2 separate regions of the Homo sapiens genome follow, and region 2 is linked to region 1. A link is a contact called in ENCODE Hi-C or POLR2A ChIA-PET data. All regions are on one chromosome and are shown on one strand. Each heading gives the region's core, a stretch centred on a gene start or an enhancer-like site at or near the end of the contact. The rest is flanking DNA. Distances are from core to core; before and after follow the strand shown.

What was found. Hi-C counts contacts between places; a loop is a spot of excess contacts on that map. ChIA-PET counts read pairs that join two places held with the same protein, here RNA polymerase II (POLR2A). Pooled maps may share reads with other maps.
Region 2: a pooled map shows a loop between it and region 1 (2.0-fold over the local background). The contact joins two enhancer-like sites. A Hi-C loop is called at or near these places in 2 of 50 pooled maps. POLR2A ChIA-PET finds 5 or more read pairs at or near these places in 2 of 52 experiments (WTC11 and endothelial cell of umbilical vein).

What each region holds. Positions count from the first base shown.
Region 1 is chr1:203,485,041-203,489,832 of GRCh38, reverse strand. It overlaps PRELP (proline and arginine rich end leucine rich repeat protein), which reads right to left. Exons shown (of 3, transcript NM_002725.4): 3 at 1-3,127. The coding sequence ends at 2,952. Among named protein-coding and RNA genes, the nearest start is that of OPTC, 6.7 kb to the left of the region's middle. Within about 2 kb of position 2,077, at least 33 of the 41 ENCODE cell types and tissues checked have a DNase peak (open chromatin) inside an H3K27ac peak, as active enhancers do.
Region 2 is chr1:203,647,209-203,651,868 of GRCh38, reverse strand. All of the region lies in intron 1 of ATP2B4 (ATPase plasma membrane Ca2+ transporting 4), which reads right to left. Among named protein-coding and RNA genes, the nearest start is that of ATP2B4, 23 kb to the right of the region's middle. RefSeq lists a silencer at 1,168-1,337. Within about 2 kb of position 1,533, at least 29 of the 41 ENCODE cell types and tissues checked have a DNase peak (open chromatin) inside an H3K27ac peak, as active enhancers do.

The DNA of each region.
Region 1 (4,792 bases), core at 828-3,327:
GGCATGTACCACCGCACCCAGCCAATTTTTGTATTTTGAGTAAACAAGGGGTTTCACTATGTTGGCCAGGCTGGTCTTGAACTCCTGACCTCAGGTGATCTGCCCGCTTTGGCCTCCCAGAGTGCTGGGATTACAGGCGTGATCCACCACGCCTGGCTGGCAAGATGACTTTGAAGTGTTATTCTTGACCTGTTCACACCGTTGAGTTCACGCAGGGTGTTTTTCATATTACTTTATTTCCTGTACTGTGAAGTGTGTTGAAATGTGGAAGTTATTTCACAAAGTTAACAGGGTCTTCAAGACAGAAGAGATATACGTGCAGAGTACACACATACACCTACGTACACACCTGTATATGTCGATGACGACAGCATGGAGGGAATGAACTTGTGCATGGAGAAGGGGGCTTTTTTTAAACTTGAAAGAAACCAGCCCATTCTGTGTGTGTTTGGAGGAGGGGAGCCTGTAAAGCCTATTTACCTTGAATCCCCTCTGGCTTACAGCTGCAGAGAGCAAAGGAGAGCAGACATATTCTAGATTGGGCAGTGGGATGATGGTGATTGCGTTGCTGCTCAACGAGTCTGGGTTTGCAGGATCAAGGTAATGACCTCTCCCCTGAGGGCCTCATCAAAGGGGCTGAGGCTGCAAGCTGTGAATAAGATGCAGAAGGGGCTCTTATCCAGGCCGAAGCACCAGGTTGCTTTCGGCCATAATAACGTGTGGACTTTAAGCAGGAGCCTTGAAGAAACCAGCTGCAGCTAGAAAGAATGCGGCGATTGTAGTGGAGCACGGGGGAAGGAGGCTATGATGAAATGGGCCCTATTTTCCATAATTAGCAAAAAAGAAAGGTGAGAAGGAGCATAATGGGAATTTCTTGAAGTTAGGGACCCAGCTTAATCCAATTTCTTAAAAACCTCTGGAACTTTTTTCATCCTAACTTGGGGGTGGGCACTGTGTCTTACTCATTTCTAGAACATCCATCCTCTATGCCTCCCACCAATATACACACGCAGGGGGCTGAGAAGGGGCAGCATCCCTTGGAGGAAGTTAGGGGGAAAGGTGAAGTCGAGGCAGCCCTGTCTGGACCGGGTTCCACTTGGAGACCTGCCAAGCTGCTCACCTGGGCCAGGCAATGGAGGGTGGGGAAGCCTCTGGGGGAGGGACAGTCCATACAGAAAATAAATTACTGCAAGGGAAGGGGCAAATATTTAGGACTTGTCCTGCATTCGAGTATGATTTAAAGTGTGGAGCTGCAGACTCGGAACATGAGCGCCGGAGGGACCTCAGAGGAGCATCTTTTTTTTTTCTTTTTTGAGACGGAGTCTCACTCTGTCGCCCAAGCTGGAGTGCAGTGGCACAATCTCGCCTCACTGCAACCTCCGCCTCCCCGGCTCAAGCGATTCTCCCGCCTCAGCCTCCCAGTAGCTGGGATTATAGGCGCGCGCCACTATGCCTGGCTAATTTTTTTGTATTTTAGTAGAGACGGGGGTTTCACCATGTTGCCCAGGGTGGTTTCGAACTCCTGAGCTCAGGCAATAATCTGCCCGCCTCGGCCTCCCAAAGTGCTGGGATTACAGGCGTGAGCCACCGCGCCCGGCCGGGAGCATCTTATCCACCTCCTCGGTTTACAGATGAGGGAGCTGAGAAGGCACCTGGGAAGGGCCTACAACAAACGGGAGCCGACTATGTCCTCACCTGGGCTCACTCACGATGGGAATGAGCCCAGCCTGGGGACGTTTGTGCCCGCTAGACCCTAGAGGAGAGCGACACCATGCACACGGCCCATGGCTCTTCCGTGTTGGGACCCCACGGGCCTCCTCCACCGAGGAAAATCACCCCAGGAAGAGGGCCAGGCGCAAGACTGGGACCAGCTGTTACTCCCACCAGCCACTAGGTGGCACCGATGCGTCTGTCTCCGAGGAGGAGGCGCATTTTCAAACGTGGAGGGGCTTCTGGGAGACGTCCAGGTGCTCCGCCCCTTCCTCCCTGTTTCTCAGGAGCCGCCTCCCGAGGGTGGAAATGGCTGGGCCGCGCACACTGATGGAGAACAGATGGCGGGGGCGGGGCTGCCTCTTCCTTCCCCCGCCCCCACAAAAACACTGTGAACCCTCCTCCCTAAACCCGAGGTTGGGCAAGGGGGCCGCAGGACCCATCGACGTCACGCGGGCCCATCCCGGGCTTGAACCCTTCCCCTCTCCCATGGCTGCTTCCTAGTTCCTTGGGCCATTCTTCTCCTTGGCTGTTCCTCCTGAGGCCCAGCCAGGAGGGCGTGTGCTATGTTCACCCTGGAACAGAAGGGGGCGCCCTGCGCATCCCTGTGTCCTGCTGGCCAGATGCAGGCCCCTGCGGGAGCCCTGACCCTGCACCCTACCTCCGTCATTCCCTCGCTCCTCCTTCCCGATACCCGGGCCAGCAGGGCCAGGGCGATGTCTGGTGCCGGGGAACCAAGCGGCGGAGCAGCAGCTTTGCCAGAAGGGATCCTTGGCCCAGGAGAACTGGGTTTCTCGGCCTCTTTGAGCCAGAGCTGCCGAAGATGGAGGAGTCCCCAGGGGGACTTTCTGAACCTTACCTCCGGGCTGTTTGCTCGGCCAGGACCAAGATCAGATAGTCCACGGCCCAGATGTACCCAGGAGTGGCGGGTGGGGGAGGAGAGAGAAGGGGACACCAAGTCTTTAGACACATCTGTGTTTCTGGAGCAAAGGGAAACCACAGAAGGCCAGGAGTTTGGGTGTGCACTGGGTGTCTTTCAACTGGGTGGAACCAAACTGAGTCCTTGAAGTCTCGCTCCTGAGGCTGCAGAAGAATAGATGGCTTTTCCCTGCCTCGAGGGTGGGATAAGGGAGGCAAAGCTGGGAGAAAGAAAGGGAGAGAGAGAAAACGAATGGCCGGCACAGGTGCCTGGGCCCCAGCCTTCAAGTGCGGTCAGAGCAGATCCGGTGGCGGAGTAGGGCCTAGATGACCACGGACTGCAGGAGGCGGAAGCACATCATGAGGTCCAGCGGGATGGGCGGCTTCAAGTAGTTTCCATCCAGCCGCAGGTAGCGCAGGTGTGGCACGTTCTCCAGGTCCGAGGAGAAGTCATGGAACGCCACTAGGTCGTTGGGGCAAATCTGGGTTCCGTTGATTTCTACGGAAAAAGAAGACGAGAAATCAGAAGGGAGTGGAGGCTGGCGGCCAAGATGAGGAAGGGGAAGGGGGAAGACACCCGAGAGCAAGGACTGTAGACTTCTCTCTGAAACTGGCTAGCTTTGGGAATGTGTGATCATAGATGAGCTGCCTTGACCTCCAGGCTCAGTTTACTCATTTGTAAAATGAATTAAGTTGGAATTGATCAACAACTGTTATTGCAAGTTAACTCTAGAGAATTGGAAGTAAATTTTGAACTGGGCCTTCAAGAATAGGTAGAATTACAACAGGTGGAGACCTGGGGGATGGTGTTCTGATAGAGGAATCTGTTTGAATGAAGTTGTGGAGGCCAAAATTCTGCTTGTGGGCGAATCTGGGAATAGTAATAGTGCCCAATGTGATGTACTAAGGAGAGTAAGCTGGGAAGGTAGTTAGGCTTTCACTAAGAGGCTTTTGATCTCTGGTCTGAGGAATGGCAGTGAACAGGACTGTCTTTGTGAGAGCGATGTTATTAACAGGATACTTGAACCATGGTATCCTGGAGCGTTAAATCTGGAAGGGTCCTTAGAGATCCCTATGTTCAGGTTTATGCTGTACAAAGATAATCCGGCTACACTGTGGAGAAGCAATGGAGTAAGGTGAGATCTGAAGCCAGTAGGTGGATGTGAAAATTACTCTGCAGGTTTTCCTTTGAATTGGATGTGAGACATGAGGATGGGCAAAAGATGGTAACTGAAATAAGGATGACAGGAAGAGGAAAGAGGATCTGGGGAGAGCTCCGGAACCCCCGGGACATGATGAGCCTACTGATTCTGAAGGGTCCATGGCCTGAGATTCCATTTCCTCCATCACATCTTGTTGGATGCCTGTGGCACCAGGCATGCCAGCATTTAAATGAACTGTTTTATTCTCCCTAAGCCTTGCCTCACTTATCATTTATGGAGGAGCAGGAGGAGGAAGAGTAGGCATCATCTTCATTGTAATTGTCTTCCTCTTCCTTTTCCTCGTCTTTCTTCTTTGCCATTGGAGTAGCAGAAGGGCCCTGACACGGGGGTTTTCTCTTATGAGCTTGGGGCTGTGGCCTAGCCACCCTCATGCTGAGTTCTTCAATCTGTGAAATGGTAAGAGTGGTGCCTGCCCTGTAATCAGGGGAGAGAATGTTGGCAAAGGCATTTTGTAAGCTGTTTAAAGACAGTACCAGTGGCAGCATTATGGTCATTGTGAAGAACGTAATCACCCCACTGACCTAGGCCCCACTCAGCCCATTCTGTCGGGTAAAAGGCACAGGAGACAGGCTGGATGGGGTGGGCTCATGTGGGTGAGGTGTGAGTTCTCTGACTTCAACCTTAGAAGGTTGGGATATCCTCCAGCAACCTGTTCTTCCACAATCTGGTAGAGACCTATCAGCCATTTATTAATCAAGGTATCCCTTCTGTCTGTATTTTGGCCTCATAGCTTCCTGGGGGTAATGTGTTTTATTTTAGTGTGCTGTCTCCAGGGTAAAATTATACAGTCTTCCCCTTTTCCCATTTTTTTTTTGTAAGATTAAAAAAAAAATCCTCCCCTACTTCTTGAAATTATCCCAAATGAGTGAACGATCTATTCGCCCATTGTTGGTGTCGGTAGAGACACCAACAATCTCCATCTCATTCTTTGGTTTGGAACC
Region 2 (4,660 bases), core at 284-2,783, 160 kb before region 1:
CCAAACTGGTCTCGAACTCCTGACCTCAGGTGATCCCCCTGCCTCGGCATTCCAAAGTGCTGGGATTACAGGCATGAGCCACCGTGCCTAGCCGTGTGTTCATATATTTAGATACAGGCTCACTCTGTCACCCAGGCTGGAGTGCAGTGGTGCAATCAAAGCTCACTGCAGCCTCAAACTCCTGGACTCAGTGATTTTCTTGCCTCAGCCTCCTGAGTAGCTGGGACTGCAGGTGCGTACTACTGTGCCCAGCTAGTATATTTTTTAGATAAAGCATATAAAGCAAGTACAAATAATATGTTTCTTTAGGCATACATATGGTTATCAAGAGAATGGTGAATACAACATTACAGCCCAAGACAGTGGTTTGGCTGGGTGATGAGGTGGGGGGATGGGATAGGAAAGGGTCATAGGTGGATGCAAATAAATGATAGTGATCTCATTTTTGGGTGGTGGGTTCAAGTGTGTTCATTAGGTTAATAAAAAACATTAATAGCATATATAAATAAGCAGTAAAAGCGAGGCATGCATAAACCAGTCAAGAAAATGAACTGTAGATTTTGACTCATCCAATTTTGTGCATCTGAGAAATAAACAAAAGAGATAGAACTAGAAATGAAAGACAGAGACAGAGAGAGAGAAGAAAAAAAATGGTTCCTATTTCTACCAGCAACATTTTTTAACTTGTATGATCAAAGACAGCCATGGAACTATCTAAAAATATCAAGACTCTTAAATAAGAACTTTTGTTGAAAATTTCATGGTCTAAAATAGCCATTTAACAACACAGTCAAGGCCAGGCATGGTGGCTCATGCCTGTAATCCCAGCACTTTGGGAGGCCGAGGCAGGAGGATCACTAGAGCCCAGGAATTAAGAGAGCAGCCTGGGCAACACAGTGAGACCCCATCTCTACAAAAACGCAACACGAAACAAAAAAACATACACAATATACTGCATCTGACTTTATTATCCTAATAAAAAAATATCAATCAACTTAAAAATTCTGGCCTTTTGGTGGTGGTAGAGGGAGGAAGGGGATGAGAGTGGGAGTACAGTGAGGGGCAGAAGTGCTGATCTGCATTTACTGCTCTAGGGACAGGAGGCCTGGAAGCTGCCCTGTGCGGGACTTCCGCAGCCGGCATGCTGAGCCTCGCACCAGCGAGTCCCGGGGGTGTGGCAGCCTCGCTCGCCCTAGCCCGCCCCGCTCCCCGCCCGCCCTCGCCCCGGGCCGGCCGAGTTCGGACCTGCAGCTCCCCCGGCCTCTGCGCGGTGCAACTCAGCCGCAGGCGCCGGGCTCAGCTGGCTACCAGCGCGGCCCGGGAAGCAGCTGGGGAAACAAACGCCTTAGCCCTGGAGGCCTGGCTCAGCACAGAAGCCCCAAATAAGGCGGGCCGACTCCACCTGGGCAGCAGCGATTGCTCAGAGGGGGCCGATGACTCACTCGACCCAGCCAGCCAAGCACCTCTCTCCCTCCCCAGGGACCCTCGTCCTGTCCCCCACCACATCACACCACACCACAACCCGGGGAACACACCTGGGGAACCCTCCCAGTTCTCACCCTGCCCCTCACCTGGCCTCCCTGAAACCAAACCCTGTGGCTTCAGTGGCTCAGCCGACTTCTCAGCACAGCTTCCCCGGGAGCGCCCGTCCTTGAGCTGCCAAAACCCAGGGGACCAGGGCCTCGCTCCAAGCTTTACGGGGCAGGCATGCTTGATAAATGTCTATTGATCAATGCATGCATTATGTCAGAGGACAAGGGCAAAAACTGGGCTGGTTCTGGGATGTGTGCGTGAAAGCCACTCCGTTTACATCACCATGGAAGGGAAGGCTGGGGTAAATCTGAGATGCTTCAAAACAGGCTATTACAGCGTCTACAAGTGAGTGTTCTCATTAGTCCTCAGCAGCTCTGGAAGAAGGGGAGGTAACCTGGAGCACACCCTACTTAGCGTATGGGGACCCTGGGCCCCAGAGTGGCGAGTGTGACATGCCTGGCCGGGTACGAGTGGGGGCTGTGGAGTTTCCGTGACCTCAATTTTTCTGGTCTGTAAAGTACAGCACTTGGTTTTTTGCTTGTTTTTTAGACAGGGTCTCTGTTGCCCAGGCTGGAGTACAGTGGCATGATTAAGGCTCACTGCAGCCTCAACCTTCCTGGGCTCAGTGATCCTCCCACCTCAGCCTCTTGAGTAGCTGGGACTACAGGTATGCATCACCAGGCCTGGCTATTTTTTTGTTTTGTTTTGTTTTGTTTGTTTTGGTTTTGGTAGAGATGGGGTTTCCCCATGTTACTCAGACTGGTCTCGAACTCCTGGGCTCAAGCTATTCTCAGCCTCCCAAAGAACTGGGATTATAGGCGTGAACCACTACGCCCACCCTAAAGTGAAGCACTTTTAACTTTTCAAAGCACTTCCATTTAGATTCCATACTCTCTCCTTAGATTATCATAACTATCATTTGTGGATACAAACTAATGACGAATGAGAAAAGTGAGGCTCAGAGGTTAAGTGACTTGCTCAAGGTCACACTGTTACCTACTAGCTTGGTCAAGAATGGAAATAAATTAAGGAATTCTTTTTAATGCCCCAAGATTCCAAGATTTTTCACCCACTTTGAACACATCATTCGCACTTAACTGGAATTCACTCTCCCATTCTACAGCGTGGAGAGAAGCCACCCTACTCAAGAAAGAGGACTCAAATTTTATAGGAGCTGGAGAAATGAATGGTCTCCCCAACCTCAGGGGAGTAAGGAGGGACTTTCCCATGCAAAAATCTCCATAAATACGAATCTGTATATTTGTAGGCACTCCATGATATACAAAGCACTTTCATATCCAGTATTTCAAGTGATTCTTGTCACTTACCTTACCCTGTAAGGTATTCAAGAGGATATTATCTGATATTTTAAGGAGAGTGAAAAGGCTGCAGCAGTTAAGTGGCATGTTCAACAATAATACCCCATTTCCTTCCCATGCATTGCATTACATTGGTTACCCCTGAGGTTCTGAGATAACCAATGTAATGATGAAAAACTCTCTATATTCATAATGGAAACCCAAAGCATCTCTCTCCATTTTTCTCATTTCTGTCCTCAAGATGCCCAGAAAGGAGGAAGGTGGAGGGGTGAAACCTTGGTATGGGCCAGGGGACAAACTACGAGCACAGAGTAGCCCAAGCCTTCCCCAGAGTCATGGCAAAAGGTGGTACCAGCTCATGGGTGAACCCAAGACTCCATGTCCTGGCCCTGGATCCTGCACCGAACAGGTGCCTTGGACAAGCCTGTATCTGTCATGGAGGCCACCAGTACTCTTTATCACTCTTGAATTTGTAGCAGTCAGTTGGTACAACCTCCAAGAGGCTGGCACCTCGGGCTGTCATTCCAAAGCCACCTAACTGCCAAGGGGTGTCAAGTGGCCCACCACAAGCACAGGGACTTTCCCATCTAGTGTCCCATCATAGACACTAGACATTGTCTTTGTCCCCAGCCCCATGGTTGCTAATTATCTTTTGGCTGGTGACAGCCTCCAGATCTTCCTTTCTCTCTGCCCCTTCTTGTGCTATTCTTGGATTTTTTTTTTAAAAAAAACACTTCTTTTCTTTAAAAATATAGCTGCAGATAAAATATACTTAGCTTCTCTTTCACACATATACATTTAAGAGAATGAAGGCAGGAAATCTTTATGGTTCTCTCCAATCACAGGCCAGCATGAGAACCCAAATCACCAGCAGGAGCCAGCCTCTCCACCATGAATGAGTAATCTCACTCACAGATTTACAGGGGGCTTTATTTAGGGTGTTCCACATCTTATTCTAGAAGCCTGGCCTTTAGCTGAGCCTGTGTAAAAGCCACTTTACATTTTGACTCCCACTTCAAACACAAGTTGGCCTGCCCATCTTCTCACACCTTCATGTGAGATCCAGACACATAGAGGAAAGTACCTCCCAAAGGTGACCCAAGAGTTCCAAGCCTTCTCCCCTCTCTGATTTCTCATCCCAGGATCAGACCCTGTGCACCACCTAGGCTGGCTCCAGGTGGTCAGCTTCCAAAGCAAAGGCTATGGCCATCAGCACTTTTTTTTTTCCTAATCATTTCTTCATATATTTAAATTTTTTAAGACAGAGTCTCCCTCTGTTGCCTAGGGTGGAGTACAGTGGCACGATCTTGGTTCTCTGCAGCCTCAACCTCCTGGACTCAAGCAAGCCTCCCACCTCAGCCTCCCGAGTAACTGAGACCACAGACATGCACTACCACGCTCAGCTAATTTTCATACTTTTTGTAGAGATGGGGTCTGACTATGGTGCCCAGGCTGGTCTCGAACTCTTGGGATCAAGCAATTCTCCCGCTTTGCCTCCCAAAGTGTTGGGATTATAGACATGAGCCACTGTGTCCAGCCGTTTGTTTTTTTTGTTGTTGTTGTTATTTTCTGTTTTTTTTAGAGAGAAGTTCTTGCTCTATTGCCGAGGCTGGAGCGCAGTGGTGCAATCAGAGCTCACTACAGCCTCAAAGCCCTGGACTCAAGGGATCCTCCCGCCTCAGTCTCCTGAGTAGCTGGGACTACAGGTGTGCATCACCACACCTGGCTAATTTTTTTATTTTTTATTTTTTTAAGTGACGGAGTCTCACTAAGTTGCCCAGACTGGTCTTAAAACCCTGGCCTCAAGC